Regions from separate parts of the Homo sapiens genome. Here region 2 is linked to region 1. The links are chromatin loops, found by intact Hi-C in ENCODE. Cell type or tissue: natural killer cell. All regions are shown on one strand. Links, peaks and the distances in the headings refer to the core of each region. The heading gives the core; the rest is flanking DNA. Region 1 overlaps QPRT (quinolinate phosphoribosyltransferase). Region 2 overlaps MVP (major vault protein).

Region 1 (16,773 bases), core at 4,709-12,708:
GAAAACCAGTGTGGCAGTTCCACAAAAAGTAAAACATGACTTTTTTTTTTGAGACGGAGTCTCGCTCTGTTGCCCAGGCTGGAGTGCAGTGGCGCAATCTCTGCTCACTGCAAGCTCCGCCTCCCGGGTTCACTCCATTCTCCTGCCTCAGTCTCCCGAGTAGCTGGGACTACAGGCGCCTACCACCACGCCTGGCTAATTTTTTGTATTTTTAGTAGAGACGGGGTTTCACCGTGTTAGCCAGGATGGTCTCTATCTCCTGACCTCGTGATCCGCCCGCCTTGGCCTCCCAAAGTGCTGGGATTACGGGCGTGAGCCACCGCACCCAGCCAACATGATTTTCTAATTCTATTCCTAGGTATACACCCAAGAGAAATTGAAAACGTGTGCCCACACCAAAACCAGTACATGAATTTTCATAGCAGCATAATTCATAATAGCCAAAACGTAGAAACAACCCACATGTCCATCAACTGAAGCATGGGTAAAGAAAATGTAGTATATCCATGCAATGGAAACCATTAAAAGGAATGAAGTACAGACAACATGGATGACCCTCAGAAACATGCTGAATGGAAGAAGCCAGGCACAAAAGGCCATGTGTTGTATGCTTCTGTAGCAGAACGAGCCGCAGACAAAACCTCTCAGACACCAAGTTGTAGAAGGAAAGGCTTTATTCAGCTGGGAGCATCAGCAAGCAACTGCCTTAAAATCCGAGCTCCCAGAATGCACAATTTCTGTCCCTTTTAAGGGCTCACAACACTAAAGATTTCACATGAAAGGGTCGTGATTGATTTGAGCAAGCAGGCGGTATGTGGCAGGGGCTGCATGCACCGGTGGTCAGAGAGAAACAGAACAGGGCAGGGAGTTTCACAGTGTTCTTCTATACAGTGTCTGCAATCTATGAATAACATTGGTTTCTAAGTTATGAGTTGATTTTTAACTACTGGGTTTAGGCCAGGCAGGCCCAGGCCTGGTTTCGGGCCTGGCGCCGGGCTGCCTGTCTTTGATTTTACTTTCTTGTTGTTTTTTCTTAAAACAGGTACTGAGTATAAAACAATATAAAACAATATGAGAAGTTCTCTCTTCCCTCAATTCTATGTAGATAAAATCCATCAAGACAGAAAGTAGAATAATGGTTGCCATTGGCTGAGAGGAGGGAGATGTACTTGATATCACAAGAAGGGAGTTTCTTTCTGGAGTTATTTTATTTATTTATTTATTTATTTATTTATTTATTTATTTTGAGACAGAGTCTCACTCTGTCACCCTGGCTGGAGTGCAATGGCACAGTCTCAGCTCACTGTAACCTCCGCCTCCCAGGTTCAAGCAATTCTCCTGCCTCAGCCTCCTGAGTAGCTGGAATTACAGGCATGCATCACCATGCCTGGCTAATTTTTGTGTTTTCAGTAGAGATGGGGTTTTACCGTGTTGGTCAGGCTAGTCTCGAACACCTGACCTCGTGGTCCACCTGCCTCAACCTCCCAAAGTGTTGGGATTACAGGCATGAGCCACTGCGCCCAATCTTTCTGGGATTATTAAGATGTTCTTTTGGCCGGGAACGGTGGCTTACGCCTGTAATTCCAGCACTTTGGGAGGCCGAGGCGTGCGGATCACGAGGTCAGGAGATCGACACCATCCTGGCTAACACGGTGAAACCCCATCTCTACTAAAAATACAAAAAAAATTAGCCAGGCGTGGTGGCAGGTGCCTGTAGTCCCAGCTACTCGGGAGATGGAGGCAGGAGAATGGCGTGAACCCAGGAGGTGAGCCGAGATTGCGCCACTGCACTCCAGCCTGGGCAAGAGAGCGAAACTCTGTCTCAAAAAAAAAAAAAAAAAAAAGGATGTTCTTTTTTTTTTTTTTTTTTTTTTTTTTTAAGAAGGGGTTTTGGCCAGGAGTGGTGGCTCATGCCTGTAATCCCAACACTTTGGGAGGCTGAGGCAGGCAGATCATGAGGTCAGCAGTTCGAGACCAGCCTGGCCAATGTGGTGAAACCCCGTCTCTACTGAAAATACAAAAAATTAGCTGGGCGTGGTGGTGGGCGCCTATAGTCCCAGCTACTCAGGAGGCTGAGGCAGGAGAATCGCTTGAACCTGGGAGGTGGAGGTTGCAGTGAGCCTAGACTGCGCCATTGCACTCCAGCCTGGGCGACAGAGCGAGACTCCATCTAAAAAAAAAAAAAGAAGGGGTCTTACTCTGTTTCCCAGGTTGGAGTGCAGTGGTGCAATCACAGCTCGCTGCTGCCTCGAGCTTCTGGCCTCAAGCAATCCTCTTACCTCAGCGTCCCAAGTAGCTGGAACCACAGGTGTGTGCCATCTTGCCCAGCTCATTTTTAAATTTTTTGGTAGAGAGCGAGTCTCACTATGTTGCCCAGGCTGGTCTCAAAAATTCCTGGCCTTGAGTGATCCCCCCCACCTCAGCCTCTCAAAGGGCTGGGATTACAAGTGTCAACCACTGTGCCCAGCCTGAACCCTTTAAAGCAGTGAAGTATATGCGATGTAAATTATATCTGAATTTTAAAAACGATGCTTCAGGCCAGGCGCAGTGGCTCACGCCTGTAATCCCAGCACTTTGTGGAGTTTTTTGCTTTTTTTTTTTTTGAGATGGAGTCTCACTCTGTCGTCCAGGCTGGAGTACAGTGGCACCATCTCGGCTCACTGCAACCTCCGCCTTCCAGGTTCAAGCGATTCTCCTGCATCAGCCTCCCAAGTACCTGGGATTACAGGCATGCACCACCACGCCTGGCTAATTTTTTGTATTTTTAGTAGAGAAGGGGTTTCACCGTGTTAGCCAGGATGGTCTGGATCTCCTGACCTTGTGATTTCCACCCGCCTCAGCCTCCCAAAGTGCTGGGATTACAGGCGTGAGCCATCATCCCCGGCCAGTCCCAGCACTTTGGAAGGCCAAGGTGGGTGGATCATTTGAGATCAGGAGTTTGAAACTAGCCTGGCCGACATGATGAAACCCCACCTCTACTAAAAATACAAAAATTAGTTGGGCATGGTGGCGGGTGCCTGTAATCCCAGCTACTCGGGAGGCTGAAGGGGGAGAACTGCCTGAACCCAGGAGGCGGAGGTTGCAGTGAGCCAAGATCACACCTCTGCCCTCCAGCCTGGGTGACACAGTGAGACTCTGTCTCAATAAATAAATAAATACAAGTAAAAAAATAAAAATAAAAACAATGCTTCAAGAAAAGGGGATTAAATATATCATTTAAAGTTATGATGATAACTAGTAGGAAGACTACCAATAAAAACAGCACAAAAAAAAAGAAGAAAAAAAGAATGAGTGAGATACATTCTTTGTTCTTCACATCAGGGAGTCAATAGTGCTTAAAACCACAAATGATCATCTTTTCCACTCAAGTGTAGATGCCAGGAGGACTAAAAACACAGAGCTCCTTAAACGTGGTTACCTCATGGGAATGAGAGTGAATGGATATTTTTTACTTTTTCATTTTGTACTCTGATAACTAAATTAATTAACGAAAAGCAAGAGGAGGTGGATAAGTTAACTATGCTAGAAAATTTATGAATGGACTTTATTGTTCTATTTTTATTTTTATTTATTTATTTTTTTGAGACCGAGTTTCACTCTTGGTGCCCAAGCTGGAGTGCAATGGCGCGATCTCGACTCACTGCGACCTCTGCCTCCTGGGTTCAAGCGATTCTCCTGCCTCAGCCTCTCGAGTAGCCGGGATTACAGGTGTGCGCCACTACGCCTAGCTAATTGTTTGTATTTTTAGTAGAAACGGGGTTTCACCATTTTCACCAGGCTGGTCTCAAATTCCTGACCTCAGGTGATCTGCCCTCCTCGGCCTCCCAAAGTGCTGGGATTACAGGTGTGAGCCACTGCGCCTGGCCCTATTTTGATTATTATACGCAGAGGGTCACTGAATTGTTGACTCAGGTCATGTAAGCAGCTCTTCTGCATCTTCTGTGCTTTCCCCAATGAATGTTTCATTCACTGGAATTAATTAGGTTGGAATGGAAAGTGCAGGACTTGGTTTAGTCCTCAAAATCTTACATCCTTTGGGGAAGTTACTATACCAATAATCTAAAAATGTATTCACTATAATCCTCCACCTAAAAGGCTGCCAAACCGCAGCAAATTCCCTTTCTGGTTCACAGCTTATTAAGAAAACTAAGCAGATCATGCAGAAAATAAAAATTAAATATTTTTTGTTTCTTAGATTATAGTTAAGGGGCTTTTTTGAGATGAAGTTTTGCTCTTGTTGCCCAGGCTGGAGTGCAATGGTGTGATCTTGGCTCACAGCAACCTCCACCTCCAGGGTTCAAGCGATTCTCCTCTCTCAGCCTCCTGAGTAGCTGGGATTACAGGCATGCGCCACCACACCCAGCTAATTTTGTATTTTTAGTAGAGATGGGGTTTCTCCATGTTGGTCAGGCTGGTCTTGAACTCCTGACCTCAGGTGATCCACCCTCCTTGGCTTCCCGAAGTGTTGGGATTACAGGCATGAGCCACTGCGCCTGGCCTCAGTTAAGGGACTTTTTACATATTTATTTATTTATTTATTTATTATTATTTTGAGACGAAGTCTCGCTGTTGTTCTCCAGGCTGGAGTGCAATGGCACGACCTTGGCTCACTGCAACCTCCGCCTCCCGGGTTCAAGCGATTCTCCTGTCTTGGCCTCCCAAGTAGCTGGGATTACAGGCGCCTGCCATCATGCCTGGCTAATTTTTGTATTTTTAGTAGAGACGGGGTTTCACCATTATGGCCAGGCTGGTCTTGAAGTCCTGACTTCAGGTGATCTGCCTGCCTCGGCCTCCCAAAGTGCTGGGATGACAGGTGTGAGCCACCACACTCGGCCTTTATTTATTATTTTCGAGACAGGGTATCTCTCTGTCGCCCAGGCTGGAGTGCAGTGGTGCAGTCACGGCTGGTTGCAGCCTCAAACTCCTGGGCTCCAGCAATTCTCCTGCCTCAGCCTCCTGGGTAGCTGGAACTACAGGTGCAAATTATCATGCCTGGCTAATTTTTAAATTTTTTGTCAAGATGGGGTCTCTCTATATTGCCCAGGCTGGTCTCAAACTCCTGGCCTCAAGTGATCTCCCTTCTGGGCTTCAAAAAGTGCTGGGATTATAAGTATGAGCCACCACCTCCGGCCTTCCCTCCTTCCTTCCTTCCTTTCTGCCTTCCTTCCTTCCTTTCTCAAAAAAAAAAAAAAAGAAGTCAGTGTTGTCTGACTGGTATTGTCTGATTACCTGCATATATTGATATATTATTCCAATAAAGATGCTTGCTTTTTCCTTTGGTTAAAAAGTATCCGGCCAGGCGCGATGGCTCACGCTTGTAACCCCAGTACTTTGGGAGGCTGTGGTGGGCGGATCACCTGAGATCAGGAGTACGAGACCAGCCTGGCCAACATGGTAAAACCCCATCTCTACTAGAAATACAAAAATTAGCTGAGTGTAGTGGCACGCACCTGTAATCCCAGCTACTTGGGAGGCCAAGGGAGAAGAATTGTTTGAACCCGGGAGGCAGAGGTTGCAGTGAGCCAAGATCACACCATTGCACTCCAGCCAGGGCGACAAGAGAGACTCTGTCTCAAAAAAAAAAAAAAAAAGCATCCAAAACCCTGGCACGGTGGCTCACCGCTGTAATCCCAGTTACTTGGAAGGCCAAGGCAAGAGAATCACTTAAGGACAGGAGTTCAGGACCAGCCTGTGCAACATAGCAAGACTCCTGCTTAAAAAAAAAAAAAAGTGTCCGAATATCTAGAATAATGCAACTTGTGGGATAGCTCCTTCTTGTTGCTAAGGCTCCTGAATCTTTTAGCTGAAGAACTAGGAGAGAGGAAAGAGGTTATCCAAGGACCCACTGAACTAGAGGTATGTATTATGATTTTTTTGCCCTTGATAATTTTCTGGGGGTGCTATACTAGAGTCCCATGATCTGAAGCGCAAGGCGTACCTGAAATAAATAAAGCCTGCGTTATCTGGCCTAAATCTGATGTGCACAGTGACGGATGGAGATGTTATTCACAGCCACACAGGCAGATTTTCTTCAGTACTTCGGTCTTAGAATGCTGAGCTACTTAGGGCCTCCGGAAGCAGGTCTTAAATGTTGCTGAGTAATTGGCAAAACAATCAATTACTCAGGAAGTCATTGGAACAAAGTATAGAGGCGGTGAACATTTACATAATTTTACCCACCTGGTTGTCTTGAAGGGCTAGCCATAAATTAATGTATGTGTCCGCAGCATAATGCCACAGCGGGATTTTTTTAAAGATCCGACGTTGAATTGTTTGCAGATAGTTGGTTTGCTAAGAATGTCTCGCCGTTGTGTTTTTTGTTTGTTTGCTCTGGGTTTTTTTTGGGACAGAGTCTCACTCTGTCGCCCAGGCTGGAGTGCAGTGGCATGATCTCGGCTCACTGCAACCTCTGCCTTTGAGGTTCAAGTGATTCTTGTGCCTCAGCTTCCTGCGTAGCTGGGTTACAGGCACCCGCCACTACGCCTGGCTAATTTTTGTGGGTTTTTTGTTTTTGTTTTTTGAGACAGAGTTTCGATCTTGTTCCCCGGGGTGGAGTGCAGTGGTGTGATCTCGGCTCATGGAAACCTCCGCCTCCCGGGTTCAGCGATTCTCCTGCCTCAGCCTCCCAAGTAGCAGTAGCTGGTACTACAGGCACATGCCACCACGCCCAGCTAAGTTTGTATTTTTAGTAGAGAAGGGATTTCCCCATGTTGGTCAGGCTAGCTTTGAACTCCTGACCTCAGGTGATCCACCTGCCTTGGCCTCCCAGAGTGCTGGGATTACAGGCGTGAGCCACCGTGCCTGGCCTTGCTGTTTTTAAATGCTTTTACCTTTCACGGCCTCAGCACACTAAAACTCATATCCACTGAGGTGACTCACTGTCAATCTGGTTTGACCTCTTGCCATCTTTGACCTCTAGATTGAGTGCCCCAGTTCTGGGCTTCTGTAGCATCGGATGGTGGGTGGGCGGAGGGGTGGGAAGAGTGATGAGTGGATGGAAGCACAAGGGGGTGGATAGGATGGGTCGGGGGTGGACAGGATGGGTCGGGGGTGGACAGGATAGATGGGGGTGGACAGGATGGGTGGGGGTGGACAGGATGGATGGGTGTATTACCGAAACGCCAGGGATTCAGTCTAGGTCCCATTGCTTACTGCACAGAAAGCTGATCTGGGATCCCGGGACAATGAGTATCGCCAGGAAAGAAGGCTTTATTCAGATGACATCTGCCAAGGAGACAGGAGATAAGTCTCAAATCCATCTCTCCAACAAACTCCAATTGGGGGTTTATATAGTGGGGAGCAAATGTAGCTGTGGGTGGGAAAACAGGAATTAGAGGGGGGTAAAGAAAAGGAGTTTCAGTTCCTTGATGCTATCTGGGAGGCCTGAGGGTCAGTTTCCTGGGGAAGGAACTCAGATAAGGCAAATTTAAGTTTCAAGCTTTAAGACCAGGAATGTCAATTTCTGTGTTTATCCAAAAAAAAAAAAAAAAAAAAAAAAATCTATGGGACAATTTGGCCAGTTTCCGGTGGGCAGGACAGCAGGTGGAAGGGGCGAGGGGCGCGGGTGGGTGGGTGAGGAGGAGGACAGGCATCAGGTGAGCGGATGGATGGGGTTGGTGGGTAACCCAGACAGTATTTGGGAGGGGATGGGTGGCTGGGAGTGAATGTGAGTAGCTGGTGAATCTGGAGTACACGGGGCTTTGAAAAGTCACAGGGGTACCCTGGGCAGTTGGATGGGGGTCTGATGAGGGGATGAGGCTGGAAAAGTGGGTGGAGAAAAAACTGCTGCCAATGCCTCCTCGCGTTGATTCTTGAGCAGATGCTATGCTGCGTATTCATAGCCTCCTTGGCTATTGCCTTCGGAATCCGGAAAGGGAGCTGGAATTAGAGACGAACGGAGGGCCGCGTGGTTGCAGTGCCCTCTGGTGGCCATCAGGGGTGGCCATCAGGACAATTGGTGTCTACATATTTTCCTTAAGTATTTTTTCATTGTCTATTCTTCCCCGCCCCCACCCCAACCCCAACATACAGACTCCCTGAGGACAGAGATTTTTATCTGTTTACTCGTTGTATGTTCATTGTCTAGAATAGTGCCTGGCACACAGTAGATGCTCAGTTAAATATTGAATGAGTGAATGACACAATTCAAACTGCTCCACCACTTTATATATTTATTTATTTATTTATTTTTGTTTGAGACAGGGCCTCTGTCACCCAGGCTGGAGTGCAGTGGTGCAGTCACAGCTCACTGCAGCCTCAACTGCCCAGGCTTAAGCGATCCTCTCACCCCAGTCTCCTGAGTAGCTGGGACTACAGGTGTGCACCACCACAGCTGGATAATTTTTTAAAAATAGAAATTGAGTCTCACTATGTTGCCCAGGCTGGTCTTGAACTCCTGGGCTCAAGTGATCCTCCTGCCTCAGCCTCCCAAAGTGCTGAGATTACAGGTGTGAGCCACCATGACTGGCCTCCACCACTTTATTGATGAGTGACCCTAAGCAGCTCTCTTAACTTTATAAAGCCTCAGTCTCCTCTTCGGTAAGTGGAGAGGCTAACGCCCGCCCCCACGAGCATTAACTGAGGGAAGGGGACCTGCACACCCTGGATGAAGGTGCTCCCTGCTAGCTCCCGTCTCATGCAGTAGCCAGCATTGCTGGCACATCCCGTACTCACAACAGCATATCATTTTCATTAAACAAACTGCTATGATGGGCACATTTGCCATTGTCTGTGGGGCATCCTGGGGAAATGATCCCAGCTTGGTCCTAGGCTGGCCAGGCAAAGAGGAAGTGTAGCCAGATGGACAAGGGACTGGGAGGTGATGCATAAGAGTCCTTGCCTGCCACGCATGCCCCATTTCCCCACCCCCTCAGTCACACCCAACTCTTCCAACTGCCTTGAGCCATCGAACTCCCTCTGCCTTCTGAAGCTCTGAAGACACTGTATCACTTCTCTCCAAACCCCATGGCCATGACCCACACTCAAGTCCTCTTCCACAGCTCCTCCTGGCCTCCCTGCAGCTGCTCTAGCCCCCTCAAATGCATCCTTCTGCAACGGACTGGATTGAAGCTGCGAATAAGCTTATCTGATTTTCCAGCTTGATTTCCAGCTCACTCATGAGACAGAGTCCAAATCCTCCGATCTACCATTTTGTGGTCTGGACCCAGCCCATCTCCTAGCCACCTCCTGATCACAGCTTCAAATCTTACAGCAAACAATCCAAGCCACCTCTGCCCATGCATCTCCCCTGCCTGGAAATCCATTTCCCTGCAAGGAGGGCGTGTGTTGCCCTAGAGTGCCCAGGATCCATTTCCTGTTCCCCCAGTAATGGAGTGCCCGCCCCAGCTCTCAGAGCTGGAGGATACTGGAGGGCTAACCCATTTCTGGGTTTAGGGGGAGCTTAAGACTCAGGCAGGCAGGTTCCTTTCGCTTTTTTAATGGAACGCTGTGGCTGCAACGAGCATTTTCCAGTTGGCCACAGCGCACCCCCACTTTGTCTTATTCCAGTTCCACCCATTTATTTTATCCGAATAGGTCCTGGAGGCACCGAGTTTGCAGCTCCTGGTACCCTCTCCTCACTTCTGCTCTGTCAGGCCCCAATGCCTGCCCAGATCCCAGATCCCAGTTCCCAGATCACCCCGGGGCTCAACTTTCCTCCCTTGATGCCCAGTGGAACCCCTGGTCCCATGGGGCTTCAGTTTCCCCAGTTCAGGCATAAGAAGCTGGGGTTCATCTGAGCGTGTCCATGTTCCCCCTGGAGGAAGGACGGGAGCAGGCAGGGTGGAGCTGGGATTAGAGGGGACAGGGCAGCTGCAGGTGGCACCTCTGGGCTGTGTCCTCTTGTAGCAGGACGAGCCACAGACAAAACTCCTCAGGCACCGGATTAAAGAAGGAAGAGGTTTATTTGGCCAGGAGCATTGGCAGACTTGCATCTTAATAGCTGAGATCCCTGAAAAAGAAATTCTTGGCCTTTTTAAAGGCTTACAACTCTAAGGGGTCCACGTGAAAGGGTCATGATATCTCAAGCAAGCGGGGAACGTGACTGGGGGCTACACGCATCAGCTAACAGAGCAGAAAGTTTTGCAATGCTTTTTCATACAATGTCTGGAATTTACAGATAACACAAGTAGTTTAGGTCAGGGGTTGATATTATTATTATTGTTACTTTTTTTTAACTACCAGGGCCGGGTGGTGTCGCCAAGGTCTTCTGGCTATTTATCTTACTTCTGTTTTGTTTTGTTTTCTAACTTTTTGCTTTCTCTCTTTCCTCCTGTCTTGTAAACTAGGCAAGGTGGGGGGAGGAGGGCAGCAGGAGTAGTAGTGGTCTCCTTCTTACTGTGGGACTGGCCCCTTTGGTTTAGGGTATCACCAAAGGCAGTGTCTAGGCCAGCCCAGTGTCTCTGCCCAGCAAACCTCCATCTGCTGTGCACTCACAGCCAGGCCATGCTGGTGTTTGGTACAGGTTGGGTGCATGAAGGATGAAGGTTTTGGCCTGTCTGGGGCTTTTGCCTGCCTTTCTTCCTTTCTTTCCATCCTTCCTTTCCCTCCCTCCCTCCCTCCCTCTCTCTTTCTCTCTTTCTTTCCTTTGTTTCTTCTTTGGAGACAGAGTCTCGCTCTATCACCCAGGCTGGAGTGCAGTGGCACCATCAGCTCACTGCAACCTCCACTTCCTGGGTTCAAGCGATTCTCCTGCCTCAGCCTCCTAAGTAGCTGGGATTACAGGCGCGTGCCACCACACCCAGCTAATTCTTCTATTTTTGGTAGAGATGGGGTTTCACCATGTTGGCCAGGCTGGTCTCAAACTCCTGAACTCAAGTGATCTTCCCGCCTCAGCCTCCCAAAGTGCTGGGATTACAGGTGTGAGCCATCGTGCCCGGCTGTCCCAGGTAACTTCTGACATTTGCTGACCCCTCACTATGTGCTCATTATCACCGCAGAACCCCATGTGGTTGATCCTTTATTAGACCCATTTTACAGATTAGGAAACTGAGATGAGCAGAGGTGAAGTCAGCCCTGACAGGTCACAGGAGCAGCAGGTGGCAGAGCCAGAGTTGGGCTCAAGCTAGTGCCAAATGTGCCCCATTGGCCACTGACCCTAAAGATGTGTGACCCAGAGGGTCCTGAGGAGCCACGTTAACCCATGGCCGGTGTCATCCTCTTCCGGTTTAGGACTAGTGGATTTTGGGCACTGGAGCCACCTCTTTGGCAAACAGCTTGAGGGAGAAATCAAGGGCTGGGGCCGCCTGGGTCAGCATCCCCATGGAGATGACGTCTATGTGCGGCCCGCAGAACTGGGGGAGGTTGTCCAGGGTGATGCCCCCACTGGCTTCCACAGCCACACTCGGGAACTGGGCCTTCAGCACGGTGGCCGTGGGGTGCAGCTCCTGCGGGACACAAGCCAAGGGGAGGTAAGAGCCCACCACAGATCCCTCCCCGGAGGCAGAGCCCACCTTACCTCTGGCTTGAAGTTGTCCAGCAGGACAAGGTCGGCACCAGCCTCAGCTGCCTGCACGGCCTCCTGCAGGCTGCTGCATTCCACTTCCACCTTCAGAGTGAAGTCAGCCGCCTGTCTGGCCGCCCGCACCGCCTGCTGGGCAGCCGGGAGGACAAGGGTGAGGACTGGGCCCAGCACCTGGCACTGGGGCGCAGGGAGCCGGGAGGGCGAGGGTGACGATAGGGCCCAGCACTGCAGCTGGGGCGCGGGGAGCCGGGACTGACATTTGAAAAGCTTCGGGTGGACCATGAACTTGGGGTTAATAAGGAAACCAGACTTTGGGGTTGTTTTTGCTTTGTTTTGTTTTTGAGACAGGGTCTCAACCTGTCGCCCAGGCTGGAGTGCAGTGGTGCAATGATAGCTCACTGCAGCCTCTACCTCCTGGGATCAAGTGATTCTCCCACCTCAGTCTCCCGAGTAGCTGGGACTACAGGTGCGTGCCACCATGCCCAGCTAATTTTTGTATTTTTAATAGAGACGACGTTTCACCATGGTGGCCAGGATGGTCTCTAACTCATGACCTCGTGATCCACCCATCTCAGCCTCCCAAAGTGCTGGGATTACAGGCGTGAGCCACCGCACCTGGCCACTGTTTTGTTTTTGAGTCAGGGTCCCGCTCTGTCGCCCAGGCTGGAGTTCAGTGCAGTCATAGTTCACTGCAGCCTCCACCTCCTGGGATCAAGTGATCCTCCCACCTCAGCCTCCCAAGTGGCTGGGACTACAGGGGCTTGCCCACAAGCATGGCTAATTTTTTAATTTTTTGTAGAGACAGAATCTTGCTATATGGCCCAGGCTGGTCTCAGACTCCTGGACTTAAGTAATCCCCCCAACTGGGCCTCCCAAAGTGCTGGGATTACAGGTATGAGCCACTGAGCCAGGATGTTTTATTGTAGGTTAAAATGACCACTTTTGTGGGTCAAAAAGTGGATGAATATCAGCAATATTTGGCATTTGGACCTGAGCTCAATTTGACTCAGAATATTAAAATTAGAAGGGGTGTTTAAGGGCATTTCACAGATGGGAAATAAGGTGCAGAGGGCTAGAGAGATGGGCTCAAGGCTGTGGTGCCAGTGACACTGGCTTCCCCTGTGTTGTCCTTTGCTCTTGAACATCACGCCACGCAGCAGCAGAACAAAGATAAAGAACCAATTCCAAAACCAGGCATGGTGGCTTATGCCTATAATCCCAGCACTTTGGGTGGCCAAGGTGGGAGGATCACTTGAGTCCAGAAGTTTGAGACCAGCCTGGGCAACATAGTGAGACCCCATCTCAAAAAAAAAAAAAAAAAAAAAAAAGGCAGCTGGGTGCAGTGGCTCACTCCTGTAATCCCAGCACTTTGGGAGGCCGAGGTGGGTGGATCACCTGAGGTCAGGAGTTTGAGACCAGTCTGGCCAACATGGTGAATCCCTGTCTCTACTAAAAAATACAAAAATTAGCCGGGCATGGTGGCTGGCGCCTGTAATCCCAGCTACTCGGGAGGCGGAGGCAGGAGAATTGCTTGAACCCAGGAGGCAGAGGTTCCAGTGAGCCGAGATTGCATCACTTCACTCCAGCCTGGGTGAAAGAGTGAGACTCCATCTCAAAAAAAAAAAAAAAAAAAAAAAGCAAAAATTAGCCAGTGGGGTGGAGCATGCCTGTATATCCAGCTACTGGAGAGACTGAGGCCCCATCTCCAGAAAAAGAAAAGCAGGCCCAGCTCCCCTTTAGCTTAGCTGGATGAGCTCAACTGAGCCCAGCTCAGATGGAGGAGCTGAGGTGGGAAGAGTCTTGTGTTGCTGACTCCAGGCCATGGCTGTTCACCCGGTCATGGCTGGAGGCTCTGGAGAGGGGAGGGGAGGGGAGGGGTGTGCTGAGGGTGGGGTTGGACCAGGGACAGGCAGGACCAGCACCTTCTCCACGCCACCGGCGGCCACCACATGGTTATCCTTCACCATCACCAGCCCTCCCAGGTCGTAGCGGTGCGAGGCGGCCCCGCCCACCAGGAGCCCATACTTCTCCACCAGCCGGAAGCCTGGCGTGGTCTTCCTCGTGCCTGCCACGTGCCCAGTCCAGCCGGCCCCCCTGGCGGCCTCCACTGCAGCGGCGGCAGCACTGGCAATGCCACTGCAGCGGGCCAGCGTGTTGAGGGCCACCCGTTCCCCCAGCAGCAGGCAGTGGGCAGGGCCCCGGACCTCGGCCACTCTGGCCACCGGCACCAGCTTCGATCCCTCGGGGAGGAACCAGGAGACTTGGCAGTTGAGTTGGGTAAATATGGCATCGAAGAAAGGCTGCCCTGCCAGTACCCCAGGGGATTTGGCCCACAGCGCCGCCTGCGAGGGGCCTGCCCCGCTGACCAAGGCTGCGTAGTTGAGCCCTGGGCAGTCCTCTCGGAGCCAGCTGTCCACCAGGGCTGCCAGGGTGACGGGCGGCAGCAGCAGCGCCAGGCCTGGGGGGAAGAGAGAACAGCTGTTGAGTTTGGCTGCCTCTCCTGCTGTCAGGGGTCACTGTCAAAATATTTAACAACCAGTGAAACTGGGAACTGGCCCATCAGCCTCAAGATCTAGGGGTCCCAGGGGGGGGACTGCGGTGAGGAAGGGGGGCGTGGGGGGAAGGGAGGTTGTGGGGGCGAGGGTGAGGGAGTGCTGTGGGCTTGATGAGATCACTGGGCACCTAGTTAAATTTAAACTTCTGGGCCGGGCGCGGTGGCTCACGCCTGTAATCCCAGTACTTTGAGAGGCCGAGGCGGGCGGATCACGAGGTCAGGAGATCGAGACCATTCTGGCTAATATGGTGAAACCCCGTCTCTACTAAAAATACGAAAAAATTAGCCAGGCTTGGTGGCGGGCGCCTGTAGTCCCAGCGACTCCAGAGGCTGAGGCAGGAGAATGGCGTGAACCTGGGAGGTGGAGCTTGCAGTGAGCCGAGATCAGGCCACTGCACTCCAGCCGGGGTGACAGAGTAAGACTCCGTCTCAAAAAAAAAAATTAAACTTCTGACCGGGTGCGGTGGCTCACGACTGTAATCCCAAACACTTTGGGAGGCTGGGGCAGGCAGATCACTTGAGGTCAGGGGTTCAAGGCCAGCCTGGCCAACATGGTCTCTACTAAAAATACAAAAATTAGCCAGGCTTGGGGGTGGACACCTGCAATCCCATCACAGTTTGTTTATCCAATACTCACCAGTTGCAGCTTTCAAATTCACTTAAAAAAAAAATCAGTCTGGCCAGGCGCGGTGGCTCACGCCTGTAATCCCAGCACTTTGGGAGGCCAAGGCGGGAGGATCACCTGAGGTCAGGAGTTTGAGACCAGCCTAGCCAAAATGGTAAAACCCTCCTGTCTCTACTAAAAATACAAAAATTAGCCGGGCGTGGTGGCAGGCGCCTGCAATCCCAGCTACTCGGGAGGCTGAGGCAAGAGAATTGCTTGAACCCGGGAAGCAGAGGTTGCAGTGAGCCGAGGTCACGCCACTGCACTCCAGCCTGGGTGACAGAGCAAGACTCCACCTAAAAAAATAGTAATAAAAATAAAAAATAAATAAAATGAGGATGATGGGGCTGGGTACAGTGGCTCATGCTTGTAATCCCAGCACTTTGGGAGGCTGAGGCAGGTGGATCACCTGAGGTCAGGAGTTCAAGACCAGCCTGGCCAACATGGCAAAACCCCGAAAAAAATGAGCCAAGTATAGTGGCGCAGGCCTGTAATCCTAGCCACTCGGGAGGCTGAAGCAGGAGAATCGCTTGAACCCAGGAGGCAGAGGTTGAAGTGAGCTGAGATCGTGCCACTGCACTCCAGCCTGGGTGACAGAGCAAGACTCCGTCTCAAAACAAAAAAAAGGATGATGGGGAGGTGGGGAAGGTTAATGGGTACAAAAAAAATAGAAAGAATGAATAAGACCTACTATTTGCTAGCACAACAGGGTGACTACAGTCAATAATAACTGTACATTTCGAAATAACTAAAAGAATGCAATTGGATTGTAACAGAAAGGATAAATGCTTGAGGGGATGGACACCCCATTCTCTATGATGTAATTTTTTTTTTTTTTTTTTGAGACAGAATCTCACTCTTGTTGCCCAGGCTGGAGTGCAATGGAGTGATCTCGGCTCGCTTCAACCTCCGCCTTCCGGATTCAAGCGATTCGCCTGCCTCAGCCTCCCGAGTGGCTGGGGTTACAGGCGCCTGCCACCATACCCGGCTAAATTTTGTATTTTTAGTATAGACGGGGTTTCACCATGTTGGCCAGGCTGGTCTGGAACTCCTGACCTCGTGATTCGCCCGCCTCCGCCTCCCAAGTGCTGGGATTACAGGCGTGAGCCACTGCGCCCGGCCTAACCTGATTTATTTATTTATTTGTTTTTTTGAGACGGAGTCTCGCTCTGTCGCCACTGTGGCGCCTGCAGTGGCCTGGCGACTGCAGAGGCGCGATCTCGGCGTCAGCCACCGCATCTAGCCCATGATGTGATTATTATGCATTGCATGCCTTTATCAATGTGCACCCCATAAATATATACACCTACTATATACCCACACTTTTTTTTTTTTTTTGGAGATAGTCTCGTTCTGTTGCAGTGGCGCGATCTCGGCTCACGGCAAGCTCCGCCTCCCGGGTTCACGCCATTCTCCTGCCCCAGCCTCCCGAGTAGCTGGGACTACAGGCGCCCACCACCACGCCTGGCTAATTTTTTTGTGTTTTTAGTAGAGACGGGGTTTCACCGTGTTAGCTGGGATGGTCTCAATCTCCTGACTTCGTGATCCGCCCGCCTCGGCCTCCCAAAGTGCTGGGATTACAGGCGTGAGCCACCGCGCCCGGCCAGTACCCACACTTAAAAAATAAATAAATAAATAAATAAATAAATAAATAAGGATAGTGGACATGGTGAAGGCCCCTCGCGCGGTAGGCATAGCCCGTGATGGGCCCTGCATGGCTGCGGGCAGAGGCAAACCCAGGCGCGGTGCAACAGCGCCATCTATCGGCAGGGAGAAGACCTGCAGCCTAATGGACCCCCGCCATCCGTGGAGTTGGCTTCCCCTTGAGGGGAACACAGAGCCAGCGAGGGTGTTTGATTTAGCGCGCACACACGTGCACGCACACGCACAAGCACGCGCACACAGCACACTTCTGTTCCAAGTGGAAGTGAAGGCCAGACATCCTGGCTTGCTCCGCTCTCCAAAGAGGGCCCTCTCTTGTCTACTTCCCCAAAGCCAAGCTGCTGAGTCTCCACTCACTCACCCCACCTCCCCTCCGAGCCACAAGCCTCCTTGACTGCACCCGGCTCTCCTTCGCCACATTCTCTCCCACAT
Region 2 (15,540 bases), core at 4,236-12,235, 150 kb before region 1:
AGGCCCCCGTGTCCAGGAGAGCAGAAATTTACCAGACATGTACTGAGCCTCAACTCCTGTGCTAGGCCCAGGGGATTCACTGGGTACTGGGCAGCTGGCTTCCTCTACAATAACATAGGAAAGTGCTCGTTGGGGGTGGGAGTAGAAGACACCTAGGACCTGATTTAGGGTTTGGTGAAGGGGCTGGGTATCCCATGTAGAAGGCTGGTAGGGATTGGAGAGGAAAGGGTTAGTGCAGAGGAGATTGGTTCTTAGCTGAGGGAATGGCATGGGAAGGCAGGGAGGCCAGAGAGGCCCCTGGGCTCTGCACCTCTTTCTCCTTCCTGTCAGCTCTTCTTCCGGCATGGTGGGTCCTCTGAGCACTCTCCAGCCCCAGAGCACGGAGCCCTTGGTCGGCCTGGGTCCCACATCCCTGACTGGCTCCTGGGCTCCTTGGTTCTAACCATTTACAGTGACAACAGAAATTGGAACAGATCTAGGCCGGGCACAGTGGCTCACACCTGTAATCCCAGAACTCTGGGATCCACCCAAGGGGGTGGATCATTTGAGGTCAGGAGTTAAAGACTAGCCTGGCCAACATGGTGAAACCCCATCTCTACAAAAAATACAAAAATTAGCCAGGTGTGGTGGTGCACGCCTGTAGTCCCAGCTACGCAGGAAGCTGAGGTGGGAGAATTGCTTGAACCCAGGAGGTGGAGGTTGCAGTAAGCCAAGATCATGCCACTGTACTCTAGCCCAGTGACAGAGCGAGACTCCGTCTAAAAAAAAAAAAAAAAAATTGTGCACAAAGCAGGTGTGTTTCAAGCGCATCAGGCACCCCTACCATCCCTGCCAACCTGGCCTGCTCCAGTCAAGGTGGGGAAAAAAAAAAGAAACAGATCTAGGTCACAGGGCCTGGAGCACCAAGTGCTCCAGGGAGGTTGGGGGAGTGGGGGTTGGGGGCTGGGAGAGCTGGTGAGAGGCGACGCAGAAGCCAGCTGGGGCGGCCTAGGAGCCCAGAGGACTTTTTAAAATTTTACTGTGGAGACAGGGTCTCTCTCTGTCACCTGGGCTGGAGTGCAGTGGCATGATCATAGCTCACTGCAGCCTCGACCTCTCAGGCTCAAGCAGTCCTCCTGCCTCAGCCTGCTGAACAGCTGGGACTACAGGCATGCACCACCATGCCCGGCTAATTTTTATGTTTTTCTGTAGAGATGGGGGTATCACTGTGTTGCACAGGTTGGTCTCAAACTCCTGGCCTCAAGTGATCCTCCTGCTTTGGCTTCTCAAAGCGCTAGAATTACAGGTGTGAGCCACTGTGTCTAGCCCATTTCCATATCTTAACATTCATTTTATGTATGTGCTGTTCTGCTAACACAAGCTACCCTGCTCTAAGTGCTATTTGCGTGCATTATCTTATCTCACAATTGTACAGTTGCACACAATACGACAGCCCTGTTACTGTTCTCATTCCCCAGAGAGGAAACAGGCCCCGAGAGGTGGCAGCCTGGCCAGTCTGGTTCCAGAGCCTGTACCTGAACACTTAATTGTACGCAGTACTTTCACGCCAGCGGGCTTCTGAATGGTTGCATAGAACGCCAGGCGTGGTGGCAGGCGCCTGTAATCCCAGCTACTCGGGAGGCTGAGGCAGGAGGATCGCTTGAACCCGGGAGGCAGAGGTTGCAGTGAGCTGAGATCGCACCACTGCACTCCAGCCTAGGTGACAGAGTGAGACTCTGTCTCAAAAAAAAATTCAGTTTAACCTGGTCCTACCACTGTGAATGGTGCTGCGGTAAATCATCTCGCGCTTTTTGGGGGACACGTATAGGATGAACGTTGAGGGGCTTAAAGCAGGACAGTGGCAGGGACAGACCTGTGCTTGAAGAAGCTATTGGTGCACAAAACTGAGGTGCGGTGGGTGTGGTGGCTCACGCCTGTAATCCCAGCACTTTGGGAGGCCAAGGTGGGCAGATCACGAGGTCAGGAGATAGAGACCACCCTGGCTAACACGGTGAAACCCTGTCTCTACTAAAAATTACCTGGGTGTGGTGGCACGCGCCTACTGTAGTTCCAGCTACTCGGGAGGCTGAGACAGGAAAATCGCCTGAACCTGGGAGGCAGAGGTTGCAGTGAACCAAGATTGTGCTACTGCACTCCAGCCTGGCGACAGATGAGTCTCCGTCTCAAAAGAACAAAAAACAAAAAACTGAGGTGCGTTTCCAGCTGTGGGCACCCCACTACCTGGCCTGCTGCAGTCAAGGTAGGAGACTGGGTCAGGGGCTGTCCCTGTGCCTGCCCTGCAGCCCTTTCTCCTTCCTGTTGGCTCTTCCTCCAGCCTGGTGGGTCCTCTCTCTCCAGCCCCAGAGGACAGAGCCCTTGGCCTGCCTGACTCCCATGTCCCTGGCTGGCTCCTAGGCTCCTTGGCTCTAACCATTTACAGTGACATCAGAAGGCTGACTGTGTAAATCCAGCTACATTGAGTTGTTTTGTTTTGAGACAAGGTCTCACTCTGTCACCCAGGTTGCAGTGCAGTAGCTCCATCTCGACTCATCACAACATCTGCCTCCTGGGCTCAAGTGATCCTCCAGCCTCAGCCTCTTGAGTAGCTGGGACTACAGGCGGCACCACCACCCCCAGCACACTATTTTTGTATTTTTTTGTAGAGATGGGGTATCCTTATGTTGCCCAGGTTGGTCTTGAATTCCTGGGCTCAAGTGATCCTCCCACCTCAACCTCCCAAAGTGCTGCAATTACAGGCATGAACCACCATGCCTGGCCATATGTGATTTTTTTTTTTTTTTTGAGACAGAAGTTTCACTCTTTAGCCCAGGCTGGAGTAAAGTGGTGCAATCTCGGCTCACTACAATCTCTGCCCCTGGGGTTCAAGCAATTCTCCTTCCTCAGCCTCCTGAGTAGCTGGGATTACAGGCACCCGCCACCGCGCCCGGCTAATTTAGTATTTTTAGTAGAGATGGGGTTTCTCCATGTTGGCCAGGCTGGTCTCGAACTCCTGACTTCAGGTAATCCACCCGCCTCGGCCTCCTAAAGTGGTGGGATTGTAGGCGTGAGCCATTGCACCTGGCCATATGTGATCTTAAAAAAGAGAGTTGAGGAGGAGAGTGTGAGCACGGGCAGTCTAAAAGAATCTGCACCCGAGCATCCTGAGGCTTGTAGGGTAGCACTGAAGACTCACAGGAGGGCTTCTAAGTCCCCTTGGCCTACAGGGACGTGGCTCGCAGTCAGACTGGTGCCGGCGTTCCATGTCCAGTGGCTGGCCTGGGCTCAGGAAGAACCTGCAGAGCCCTTGATCTGGAGGTGGGGAGTGGGGAAAGGCTGAGCTGACCTGGGCCCTGGAGTATCTATATTTGATCTAGGGAACATAGTGGAGTCACGTTATATGTGCAGTAATAGCCTTCTGGAATCAGCTATATGCCTTCAGAATAAATGAATGATCACCACGCCACTGTGTAAGAAGTTTCATTTGTTTGTTCCACTCAATGACTGCGCCTCGGAGGGCAGGAGATCAGTACCTGTACATTTGCTGTTCCTCTAGGCAGTCTCAGTCTTCAAGGCTCTCCTTCTGTGATTAAAAATAACCCTAACTACTGTAACAAACTTCAAGATGTGTAGTGCCTCAAACATGATAGTTTATTTCTAGACTGGTTGTGGTGGCACATGCCTGTAATCCCAGCACTTTGGGAGGCTGAAACAGGAGGATTACTTGAGGTCAGGAGCTTGAGACTAGCCTGGGTAACATAGCAAGTCCCCATTGCTACAAAAGAGTTAAAGAGTTGGCCAGGCGTGGTGGCTCACACCTATAATCCCAGCATTTTGGGAGGCTGAGGTGGGGGATCACCTGAGGTCAGGAGTTCGAGACCAGCCTGGCCAACATGGTGAAACCTCATTTCTACAAAAAATACAAAAATTAACTGGGTGTGGTGGTGCACGCCTGTAGTCCCAGCTACTCGGGAGGCTGAGGCAGGAGAATCACTTGAACCAGGAGGCGGAAGTTGCAGTGAGCCGAGACCGTGCCACTGCACTCCAGCCTGGAGGCAGAGCAAGACTCTGTCTCAAAAAAAAAAAAAAAAAAGAAAGAACATTATTTTATTTCTAACTCATATTAAATCTTAATCAGATGCTGCCGACTGGGAGACAGCTCTCCTGCAAGCGGCGATTCAGGAATTCGGGCATCTCCTGTTCTGTGATTCTGCCATTTTCAACACGTGGCTCCTGGGACTGCCCAGCTTGTTTGCATCATGTAGGCAGATGATGTGTATGGAGGTTGCAGGAGCCAAGTTTTTATGGAAAGACAGGAAATTAGCACTTATTACTTCCACTTCCATTCCATTGGCTACAACTCGGTCACACGGCAGTGTCTGAGGACAAGGGAAGCTGGGACACAGATTAGTTGTGGGCGTAAGTGGAAGAGGAAACTGATTCGGTAAACAGCATCTTACCATGCTGAATGTGTTCGCTGTTGAAAGACACAGATTTTTCTTATAAAGGGGGTCCTTCAACACATCAATTACTTTGGTATTCAACCAAAGAAAAGCCATTTGTTCTAGTGCTAGAGAAAAACAGGCTGTGTTGAACTTCTTCAGAGATCACACTGTTCTCTATGTATGTTTTTGAGACAGGGTCTCACTCTGTTGCCCAGGCTGGAGTACAGTGATGCCGTCATAGCTCACTGCAGCCTCAAATTCCTGAGCTCAAGTGATCCTCCTACTTCAGCCTCCTGAGTAGCTGGGACTACAGGCACATGCCACCACACCTAGCTAATTTAATCTAAAAACACTTTTTTTGGATTAGACATAGGCCTAATTTTTAAGATATAAAAAACTAGGGCCAGGCGCTGTGGCTCATGCCTGTAACCCCAGCACTTTGGGAGGCCAAGGCGGGCAGATCACCTGAGGTCAGGAGTTCAAGACCAGCCTGGCCAACATGGTGAAACCTCATCTCTACTAAAAATACAAAAATTACCTGGGTGTGGCGGCAGGCACCTGTAATCCCAGCTACCTGGGAGGCTGAGGCAGGAGAATCGCTTGAACCCAGGAAGCAGAGGTTGCAGTGAGCCGGGATTGTGCCATTGCACTCCAGCCTGGGCAACAGTAGCAAAACTCTGTCTCAAAAAATACAAAAATTAGCCAGGCGTGGTGGCACACGCCTGTAATTCTCGCTACTCAGGAGGCTGAGGTAGGAGAATTGCTCGAACCTGGGAAGCAGAGGTTGCAGTGAGCCGAGATCATGCCACTGCACTCCAGCCTGGGCGACAAAGCGAGACTCTGTCTAAAAAGAAAAAAAAATTCAATGTATATTTCAGGCTTCTTTCAGTAAACAGGTTGCTTGGGGCAACCCTAAGCCCCAGGGATGAAATTCAAAATATTTAACCACCAAGCCAGAGCAAGACCCTGTCTCAAAAAAAAAAAAAAAAAAAAATTTGAGGTTAAACCTAATAATTAAAATTTTAAAAATGTAAAGTTAAAAAAAAATTAATCTAATTTTTTTTTTTTTTTTTTTTTTTGGAGACAGAAGCTCACTGTATTTCCAGCAAGTCCTGTCTTCCCCACTCTATGGCCTGTGCTGGGCCCCTCTTCGTGCATATAATTTTTTTTTTTTTTTTTTAAGATGGAGTTTTGCCCTCTCCCAGGCTGGAGTGCAGTAGCACGATCTCGGCAGACTGCAGCCTCCACCTCCGGGGTTCAAACGATTCTCCTGCCTCAGCCTCCTGAGTAGCTGGAATTACAGACGTGTGCCACCACGCCTAGTTTTTTTTGTGTTTTTTTTTTTTTTTTTGTATTTTTAGTAGAGACGGGGTTTCACCATGTTGGCCAGGCTGGTCTTGAACTCCCAACCTCAGGTGATCCACCCACCTCGGCCTCCCAAAGTGCTGGGATAACAGGCGTGAGCCACTGCACCTGGCCCCTTGCATACAATTTAGAGGAGTTTCCCCTATGACCTATGAGATCTTACAATCCTGTGAGGCACACAAAGTAGTCAGGATAGGCTAGGTTATACTGTGGTAACAAAACCCCCCAAATCTCCGTTGCTTAATACAGCAAACATTTCTCACTCCTGCCACATGTCTGTTGCAGGTCAGCTGTGGCTGCACCTCATGCCATTTTCTCCCTGGGACCCAGGTGGTTGGAGCAGCTTCCACTTGGAACATTGCTGGTCACCCATTTATATGGAAAAGGGAAGAACAGGCATGTGATGTCATTTCCCCTTGCATTTCATTGGCAAGAGCCAAAGCCTGATCACCAATTGAGGTCCACGTGGAGACATCAAGGCATGGATTGGAAATGAGTCCAGAGCTCTTGGGTGAGGTCGGAGCTGGAGTAATGGATTCTGAGGTCAGTGGTATAGAGACCATCTGAGGTCATGCGATTGGACAAGAATGTCAGCATGAGAAGTGGGCCTTAGGGAACCTACTGAGAGAAGCGAGAAAGAAAACTAGAACAGGTGATGTCAGGAAAGCCCAGCATGGGAGGAATGGCCAACTGTGCCAAGTGACCGATCAACTACTGGATTTAGCAACGGGACATTACTGGTGATGCCGAATAAAGCAGTTTCCATAAAGTAAGGGGCAGAGACAGAAGCAAACTGGGGTGTTTTTTTGAGTCGGAGTTTTGCTTTTGTTGCCCAGGCTGGAGTACAATGGCGCAATCTCGCTCACTACAACCTCTGCCTCCCAGGTTCAAGCGATTCTCCTCCGTCAGCCTGCCGAGTAGCTGGGATTACAGGCACCCACCACCACACCTGGCTCACTTTTGTATTTTTAGTAGAGACAGGGTTTCACCATGTCGGCCAGGCTGGTCTTGAACTCCCGACCTCAGGTGATCTACCCACCTCGGCCTCCCAAAGTGCTGGGATTACAGGCGTGAGCCACCACGTTTGGCCCTATCTGGAGTGGTTTGAAGAGATAATGAGAGATGAGGAATGGAAAGTGAGACCACAGAGAACTCTGGAAAAATTTGGCTGTGATGGAAAAAGGAGAGGTGGAAGTTAGAGGGGCTCATAGGGTTAAGGGAGTTGTTTTATATGGACAGAGTAGACATGTCTATATCCTGATGATGATGATGCAGGAGAGAAGAAATTGATGGCATATCAGCTGGGTACAGTGGCTCACACCTGTTATCCCAGCCCTTTGGGGGGCCAAGGCAGGCAGATCATGAGGTCAGGGGTTCATGATCAGTCTGGACAAGATGGCAAAACCCCATGTCTACCAAAAATACAAAAATTAGCAGGGCATGGTGGTGCATGACTGTAGTCCCAGCAACTCGGGAGGCTGAGGCAGGAGAATCACTTGAATCCAGGAGGCAGAGGTTGCAGTGAGCTGAGATCACGCCACTGCACTCCAACCTGGGTGACAGAGCGAGACTCAGTCTCAAGAAAAAAAAAAAAAAGAAAAAAAAATTGACAGCACAGGAGAGGACGGCAATCAGTGAAGGAATGCAGCCCTCTCTCCTAGAGCCCAAGGGGAGGAGCCCAGGGTGGGAAGAGGAGGGAGGACAGTCTAGATGCCAGCAGTTTGTTAGGTTTGTTGCTGGGAAGGGCCTTCCTACCCAATTTGCTTCTATTTTCTCAAAGAGGTGAGAGAAAGTGGGCAGGGGTGTAGGAGGCTGAGAGGAGAGGTGGTGTGAATGGTTGTCTCAAAGCGGATCGCACACAAGACAGAGCAGCACAGCCAGAGAAGCTGCACCTCCCTCAAAATTTGTTCCCATGAGTTTAAAATAAGATCAGTCAGCTCCGTGGGGTGTTCCTCCTGCAGCAACGGTCAGGGGCAGGGCAGAGAGGGAGGGAGGTGGTTTAAGGGGGGATCGGGCTTTTTCCACTCAATATTACAGGAAGGTGAAAATGAGGGCTTTAGGGAGGCTTTAAGGGTTTTGTTTGTTTTGTTTTTTTTTATAGAGACAGGGTCTCCCTCTGTCACCCAGGCTGGACTGCAGTGGTATGATCATAGCTCACTGCTGCCTCCAACTTCTGGGCTTAGGCAATCCTCTCACCTTAGCCCCCCGAGTAGCTGGGAACACGGATGCATGCCATAACATCTGGCTTTTGCTTTTTTTTTTTTTTTTTTGGTAGAGATGGGGGTCTTGCTATGTTGCCCAGGCTGGTCTCGAACTCCTAGTCTCAAGTGATCCTTGTGCCTTGGCCTCCCAAGGTGCTGGGGTTACAGGCCTAAGCTCTTGCACTCGGCCCCTGGGATCTTTTTACTTCCTCGGCAGAGACGGGGCAGGCCTGGCACCTACAACTGTTCCTGGCCCCAAAGGGCTAGTGCACCCAGGCTGACTGCACCTGGATCCTTCTCTCAAATGAGGACCCCATACTGGTTGTGGGGGAGAAGGTGGGATAAGGGCACTCCTCCTTCAGTGCTCCCAAACAGCCCAGACCGGAAGCTCAAGGAGATGCCCAATTCCTACTGCCCTAGGCAGGGTCCTCCTCCCCAACCTGACACCCCCACCTGGGAAGGGACAAGCGCACAGCACCGGGTGCAAGCCTGACACGTCTGCTGGTGCTGTGGGTGCTCCAGCAGGTGGCGCTGGAGGGCGCCTCCCGAATGGGAAGCTGGGTTGCATCTGCAACAGCTGAGAGCTACCAGGCAGCTGGGCTCCTGGAGAACCAGTGGTGAGATGTTGCCATTGTGGGCCCCATGCCCCCACCCGTGGCATCATCACCCCTATCTGGGCTCTAGGAAGCCCAGTGCACAAGGCTTTGGGGCCACATTCCTACTGGGTGACTTCCAGCTCATCCTTCCCCTGCCTCGGGGTCCTCTCCCCTTTATGGAGGAGAAGAGTCTCCTGTAACTATCTAAAGATGTTGACCGGGCACAGTGGCTCACACCTGTAATCCCAGCACTTTGGGAGGCCGAGGCAGGTAGATCACCTGAGGTTGGGAGTTCGAGACCAGCCTGGCCAACATGGTGAAACCCCATCTCTACTAAAAAATACAAAAATTAGCTGGGCGTGGTGGCACGTGCCTGTAATCCCAGCTACTCAGGAGGCTGAGGCAGGAGAATCACTTGAACCTGGGAGGTGGAGGTTACAGTGAGCAGAGATCACACCACTGCACTCCAGCCTGGGTGACAGAGCAAGACTCCAGCTCGAAAAAAAAAAAAAAGATGCCAGGGGCACCTCCCCTCCCCACCATTAAGCTCCCTGGTAACCCCAACCAATGTCAGACAAGAGAAAAGTGTTGAAATTGTAAATGCCCAGAAACTTCCATTGTATTAATCAGGAGTTAGCGCAGTACAGGCACCACGTGGTTGTCTCCAGGAGCTTGAGGGGCCTGAGCAGACTGGGGGGATATCCCCTCCCCAGGGCTGGGCCCACTGGCCACCCTTCTGCCCAGGGGCTGACCCTCGGGCCCCATCCCCAGCAGCCCAAAGGCTGTGTTGAAGAGGTTGATGGGAGTGGAGCCATCGGTGATGAGGGTTGATTTCAGGCCCAGGGACTGGAGCAGTTTTACCTGGAGGGTGAGAACAGGAGGAAGTTGAGATGGGCGTCAAACCCTGGCCACTTCAGAGTGACCCTCCTTAAGTCAGCTGGTTTGAAGGGTCACCTCCCCTGCATCTGACCACCCTGCTTGACTGCCTTGGAAATGCCTGTCAGACTGGCGTCCCATCCATTTCCTGTCTCCTCCGGAGCTCTGGCTCACTGCTGGGTCTAGTACAGTGCCTGACGTTGATGCAGCGTGACACTGTGTGAATGTCCCTGCATCGTGGGTCAGGTCACTCACCCCTCCCTTCCCCACAATCTTTCCAGATGTTGTGTTTTCCGCCTTGGCTCTGCCTTCCTGGTTTCAAGGTTGGTCCTGAAACCAACACACCTTCCCCAACTCTCACCTGCATCTCAGGCCCAGCCACAGCAAGGTCCCTGATGGTGCTGGGGCCTATGGCCTCTGTCATCTGCTTGAACTTCTTCACCTCCACCTCAGCCAGCTGCTGAGCCTTGCTCACCTCCAGCTCCAGCTGGGCCCGGGCATAGACCAGTTCCAGCTCTCGGACCTTCTGGACCCTCTGGAGCTCAGCCTCCTGGAAGAGGAAAAATCAATCATTCTTTATTTTTTGACCCAGGCTGGAATGCAGATCAGGACTCACTGCAGCCTTGAACTCCTGGCTCAAAGGATCCTCCTGCCTCAGCCTCCTGGGTAGCTGGGACTACAGGCATGTGCCACCACACCCAGTCAATTAAAAAATTTTGTTTTTGTAGAGATGAGGTCTTGCTATGTTGCCCAGGCTAGTCTTGAACTGGTCTCGAACTGACCTCAAATGATCCTCCCATCTCAGCTTTCCAAAGTGCTGGGGTTAGAGACCTGAGGCACCACACTAGGCCTCTTTTTACATTTATTTTTATTTACTTTATTTTTGAGATGGAGTTTCACTCTTGTTGCCCAGGCTGGAGTGTAGTGGCACAACCTCAGCTCACCGCAGCCTCCACACCTCCTGGGTTCAAGCAATTCTCCTGCCTCAGCCTACCAAGTAGTTGGGGTTACAGACACATGCCACCATACCCAGCTAATTTTTTGTATTTTCAGTAGAGATGGGGTTTCACCATGTTGGCCAAGCTGGTCTTGAACTCCTGACCTCAGGTGATCCACCCGCCTCGGCCTCCCAAAGTGCTAGGATTACAGGCGTGAGCCACTGCACCCGGCCTCTTAATGGGATTTCAAGCATTAAATAAGATAATGCCTATGAAGCATACACAGCACTTGTGCCAAGGTGGCCAGTGCATGAGCGCCCAGCTGCAAAATGGGTGTTCTAATCCTTACCTTCCAGCAATGGAGTCAATGAATCCTACAAGGCAAAGGACTTTGCAAATGCAAAGTACTTGGATAGGGCTTTATGTTGGGGGACCTGGTGTCCTATACAGTCTCAGGGACTGTAGGGAATGGGCCTTTTCCAGGACTCAAGGCCACCCTCTTCTTAATGCCTCCCCCCACTCACCGTTTCAATGGCCAAGGCCTGTGCTTTTAGCTTGGCCTGCAGCACGGACCCTTCTCCCTCAATCCGGGCTGCCTCCGCACGGGACTCGGCCTCCGCCTTGGCAGTCCCGGTGCTCTCCACGGCCATGCTGGGGAGAAGGCAGAGTCAGGTAAGACCCGGGAGACAGCCCAGTCCCCCCACGGCCTTGGCTTATGCTGTAGCCGTGCACTGTCTCATCGACACCCCACCCAGGCCTGCTGCCCACACCAGCTGCTGTCCTAAGACCCTCGGCCCCTGCCAGTCTCCTCCTCTAGTTCTCAACCCACCTCAGAGCCTCCAGCTCCAAAAGTTCCTTGCGAGCTTTCTCGGCTTCTGACTGGTCCAGGATCTTCTGCCGCTCAAGCCGGCCGCGGGCTTCCTGCTCCAGTCTCTGAGCCTCATGCCTGGAGGAGACGGAGCGCAGGTGAGAGGCTGGCATGGGGCCAGAGCAGGAACAGGAGCGCCAAGGGCAGCGGCCACCAACCAAACCGGTGCCCAGGACAGACCCCAGCCCCTAGAAGGCACCCAATACGCAACTCAACCCAGAATGGTATACGCGCCACAAGCCAGTGTCATTCTAGGCCGGACAAATGCAGGCGTGACTGCGGCCCCCTACTTTCACGCCACTTGAGTGGGAAAAGAACAAGTATACAAGGAGGATTTCAGACAGTGACAAGTGTGGGAGAGACCAGGCAAAGAGGGTGCTATTCAGCTGTGAGAGAAAGAAAAGTGTTCCCCAAGGAGGGGATCTTTGGGCTGAAGCCAGAAGGAGAAGCCTGCCTGGAAGGGAGCTCAGGGGCGGGGGGAAGCTTTCTGGGCAGCAGGAATAGCCATTGCAAAAGGCCTTCAGGTGGGTCCAAGCTGTGCATTGAAGGAGCAGAGGAAGCCAGTGGGGCTGGAACATGTCAGCTGGAACATGTTCCAGGGACGAGGAGCATGGAAGGGGGAGGCTAGAAGGCAAATCGGGGGAGGCCGGCTGGAGCTGCAGGAAGGAGTTTAGGTTTTATCACATGCAAGATGGGAGGCTGCAGGAGCCACATCTGATACGTGCTTTTTTTTTTTTTTTTCTTTTGAGACAGGGTCAGTCTCCCAGGCCTGTTGCCCAGGCTGGAGTGCAGTGGCGCAATCATGGCTCACTGCAGCCTCAAACTCCTGGCTTCAAGTGATCTTCCTGCCTCAGCCTCTCACAGTGCTGGGATTACGGGCATGAGCCACCGCGCCCAGCCTGATTCACATTTTAAGTGGGTCACCTGATCTGTTGGGTAGGGAATAGATCTTTGAGGGTAGGGATGGCAGCAGGCAGTCCACAAGGGATGCCAGGTTATCCAGTTCCCAGCAGTGGCCTGCCATGGGCATTATAGGCAGCCGAGCTCCCAGCCTCACTTACTTGGCCGCCGCTTCCTGGGAGTTGGTGGTGATCTCGATGGCCAGCTGGACGCTGCGTTGCAGGGCGTCCCGGGTCCTCTGATCCACAGGCTCCACTGACTGCACGTCCACACTGCTGACCACCAGCCCGTTTTGGGGGAAGACAGCCTGGTCCCGGGGCCTGGGCAGGGCCATGCCATCGGGGCCCTTCGCTTCCGAGGTCTCAAAGCCAAAGACAGCAGTGCGAATGATGCGGGCTGAGTTCTTATGGAAGTCATCGAAAGTGACAGAGGCCACGGCCCCCCGCACCCGGGATGCGATGGCTTTGCAGGCATCACCTACAAAGTCTGGCACTGAAAAGAGCTTGGCCGTCTCTTGGGGGTCCTTCCGGTCATTCACCTCAAAGTGCCTGTGAACAAACAGGCCCAGAATGGGGAAGCTGCTTTCACCCAGGAATCTCTCTTTAGAAGAGACAAGGTCTTGCCATGTTGCCCAGGCTGGTCTTGAACTCCTGGGCTCAGGCAACCCCCCAACCTCAGCCTCCCAAAGTGCTGGGACTACATGTGTGATCACGCCCAGCCAGCAACTCTCTCCGAGAAGAACTTCAACACCCATCCTGTGTGGCCGGGCAGGGTCTCTCGCAATAGAGAATGCTAATGTATGCCTGGTAAGGTCCTAAAAACTTAACACACGTTCTCCTTTAATCCCACTCAGCCACCCTATGAGATGGCAATGATCACCACCCCCATTTTACAGATGAGGAAGTAGAGGTCCAGGGAAGTCAAGTGGCTGGCCCAAGACTTGCCATATAACATGTGACAAGCCAGAAAGCTGAACCAGGCAGCTGCTTCTGGGGCCTGTGCTCTTAACTATGATGTTGTAGTGCCTGGGAATATGTCGGCAGCCCTGGGAATATGTCGGCAGCTGTCTGCCGCCATCAGGGCACTGGCTGCTCTCAGCTAAGAGGTGAGGGACATGCTTGGGAGTATTGAATATTCTTTTTGGAGACAGTCTTGCTCCGTCGCCCAGGCTGGAGTGCAGTGGCTCGATCTGGGTTCACTGCAACCTCCGCCTCCCGGATTCAAGAGATTCTCCTGCCTCAGCCTCTTGAGTAGCTGGGACTACAAGCTGGGACTACAGGTGCCCACAACCAGGCCTGGCTAATTTTTGTATTTTTAGTAGAGACAGGGATTCACCATGTTGGCCAGGCTGGTCTCAAACTCCTGACCTCAAGTGATCTGCCTGCCTCAGTCTCCCAAAGTGCTGTGATTACAGGCATGAGCCACCACGCCTGACCCTCCCTCCCTCCCTTCCTCCCTTCCTCCCTCCCTCCCTCCCTCCCTCCCTCCCTCCCTTCCTCCCTTCCTCCCTTCCTCCCTTCCTCCCTTCCTCCCTTCCTCCGAGACAGGGTCTCTGTGGGTCTCTGTTGTCCAGGCTGGAGTGTGGTGGCACAATCATAGCTTGCTGCAGCCTCAAATTCCTGGGCTCAGGCAATTTTCCCACCTCAGCCTTCCAAGTAGTTGGGTCTATAGACATGTACCACCATGCCCAGCTAGTTTATAAATTTTTTTTTTTTGAAACAGAGTCTTGTTATGTTGCCCAGCCTGGTCTCAAACTCCTGGCCTCAAGCAATCCTCCTGCCACAGCCTCCCAAAGTGCTGGGATCACAGGTGTGAGCCACAGTACCCAGTCATGAACACTGTTTCTGTACATGACTTATCTCACCCAATCCTAATAGCTGCTATTGAGCTCTGACCAATAGAGGCACTGTTCTAACACTCATTGCATCTTTTCAATGGCCTTGTGAAGGAGAAAATGCTGTCTTCCTCATGTTACAGATGGGGAAACTGAGGAAAGCACCCTGTCCCTTCCCCAGGTCCACAGGCTGCAAACAGCAGGGCGGGGGCGCAGGCCAGGGCAGTCAGTTTCTGAACTTGAGTTCTCACCGCCCCCTTGCACTGCCCACTCCCGCCAGCTGTGTCCCATGCATCTTTTAACAGCCCGACAGTTACGCATTTGGCTGCACGCTCACTGGGAGCTTAGTTGGGGTAGTGTCCTGCTACTGGATCCCTGAGTCCTGACCCCAGGAGGTGAGCCCACGCCTTCCCTGGATTTGCGTGAACTCCTAGGTTCCCTCTTGACCTCAGCACTGAATGAGGTGTCCTGCCTTCATGAGGAGCCCAGCACCAGCACTTGAGCAGGACCCTCCTTTTCTTGGGGTTCCTAGGCTGCACCCAGCAGGAACCCTCACCCACTGCTTGCCACCCGGTTTGTTTTTTTTGTTTTGAAACAGGGTTGACCGGGTGCAGTGGCTCATGCCTGTAATCCCAGCACTTTGGGAAGCCGAGGCAGGCGGATCACCTGAGGTCAGGAGTTCGAGACCAGCCTGACCAACATGGAGAAACCCCATCTCTACTAAAAATACAAAACTAGCTGGGCATGGTGGCACATGCCTGTAATCCTAGCCACTTGGGAGGTTGAGGCAGGAGACTCGCTTGAATCCGGGAGGTGGGGGTTGCAGTGAGCCAAGATCGCGCCATTGCACTCCAGCCTGGGCAACAAGAGTGAAACTCGGTCTCAAAAAAAACCAAAAAACCAAAAAACCAAAAAACTAAAAAAACAAAAAACAAAGAAACAGGGTCTTGCTCTGTCACCCAGGCTGGAGTATAGTGGGGCCATCAAGGCTCACTGCAGCCTGGACCTCCTAGGCTCAAGTGATCCTCCCACCTCAGCCTCCCAAAGTGCTGGGATTCCAGGAATGCACCCCCATGCCCTGTCCCCATTTTTACCAGTTGTAGGCCAGCTGCAGTTGCAGCCTGGCATGATCCGCCGTTTCGATGGTGATGACGTCTGTGAAGAAGTCAGGCCCCAGCAGCAGGCAGAGCGCACGGCGGGCATGGGGACGCTTGGGCCGCCCAGCTGAGAGGGACAACACTGTGAACTGCTCCTCAGGACCCAGCGACACCAGCTCAGGCCCGAAGACCACGCTGCAGAGACAGCCGAGGGTCAGAGCCAGACCCATGGAGAGCCACCCCCTACACCCTGCGCTGCCAGCACTCACCGGGCTCGCTTCTCTCGGTAGTCGTACACCTGCACCGCAGCGTTGTGGGGCACGCGGTAGCTGACCACACGGGTCTTGTTCCGGGGCGCCAAGGGCTGGAGGCTCTTAGCTGTGTCCTTCTCACCCCTGTCTGCCAGAGGGTCCTGCCCCTTGTTCAGCAGCTCCTCCACCCCGG

What was found. A loop is a pair of places that touch in the nucleus more often than their neighbours do. Peaks named below come from ENCODE experiments on the same cell type or tissue, not always from the same donor. Only the 100,000 strongest peaks of a DNase experiment are listed, where the experiment ranks them.
Region 2: a loop joins it to region 1, with 12 times the contacts of the local background. A loop is called at or near these places in 48 of 110 quality-filtered maps.

Annotation. Positions count from the first base shown.
Region 1 is chr16:29,691,810-29,708,582 of GRCh38, reverse strand. It overlaps QPRT (quinolinate phosphoribosyltransferase), which reads right to left. Exons shown (of 4, transcript NM_014298.6): 2 at 13,384-13,919; 3 at 11,456-11,587; 4 at 9,884-11,384. The coding sequence ends at 11,172. Among named protein-coding and RNA genes, the nearest start is that of QPRT, 21 kb to the right of the region's middle. RefSeq lists silencers at 776-825, 8,956-9,130, enhancers at 6,165-6,264, 13,056-13,587, 16,281-16,575, 16,664-16,773, 16,384-16,773 and a cis regulatory region at 7,583-8,185. In natural killer cell, for the core only: a CTCF peak has its summit at 7,917 (motif pointing left); DNase peaks (open chromatin) are centred at 6,042, 6,572 and 7,902; H3K27ac peaks cover 2,955 bases.
Region 2 is chr16:29,841,666-29,857,205 of GRCh38, reverse strand. MVP (major vault protein) reads right to left here. Exons shown (of 15, transcript NM_005115.5): 9 at 15,366-15,540; 10 at 15,094-15,291; 11 at 12,327-12,713; 12 at 11,227-11,343; 13 at 10,922-11,048; 14 at 9,821-10,009; 15 at 9,185-9,444. The coding sequence ends at 9,217. Among named protein-coding and RNA genes, the nearest start is that of CDIPT, 14 kb to the left of the region's middle. RefSeq lists enhancers at 8,364-8,658, 10,551-11,050, 11,051-11,552. In natural killer cell, for the core only: CTCF peaks have their summits at 8,311 and 8,511 (motif pointing right); a DNase peak (open chromatin) is centred at 8,515.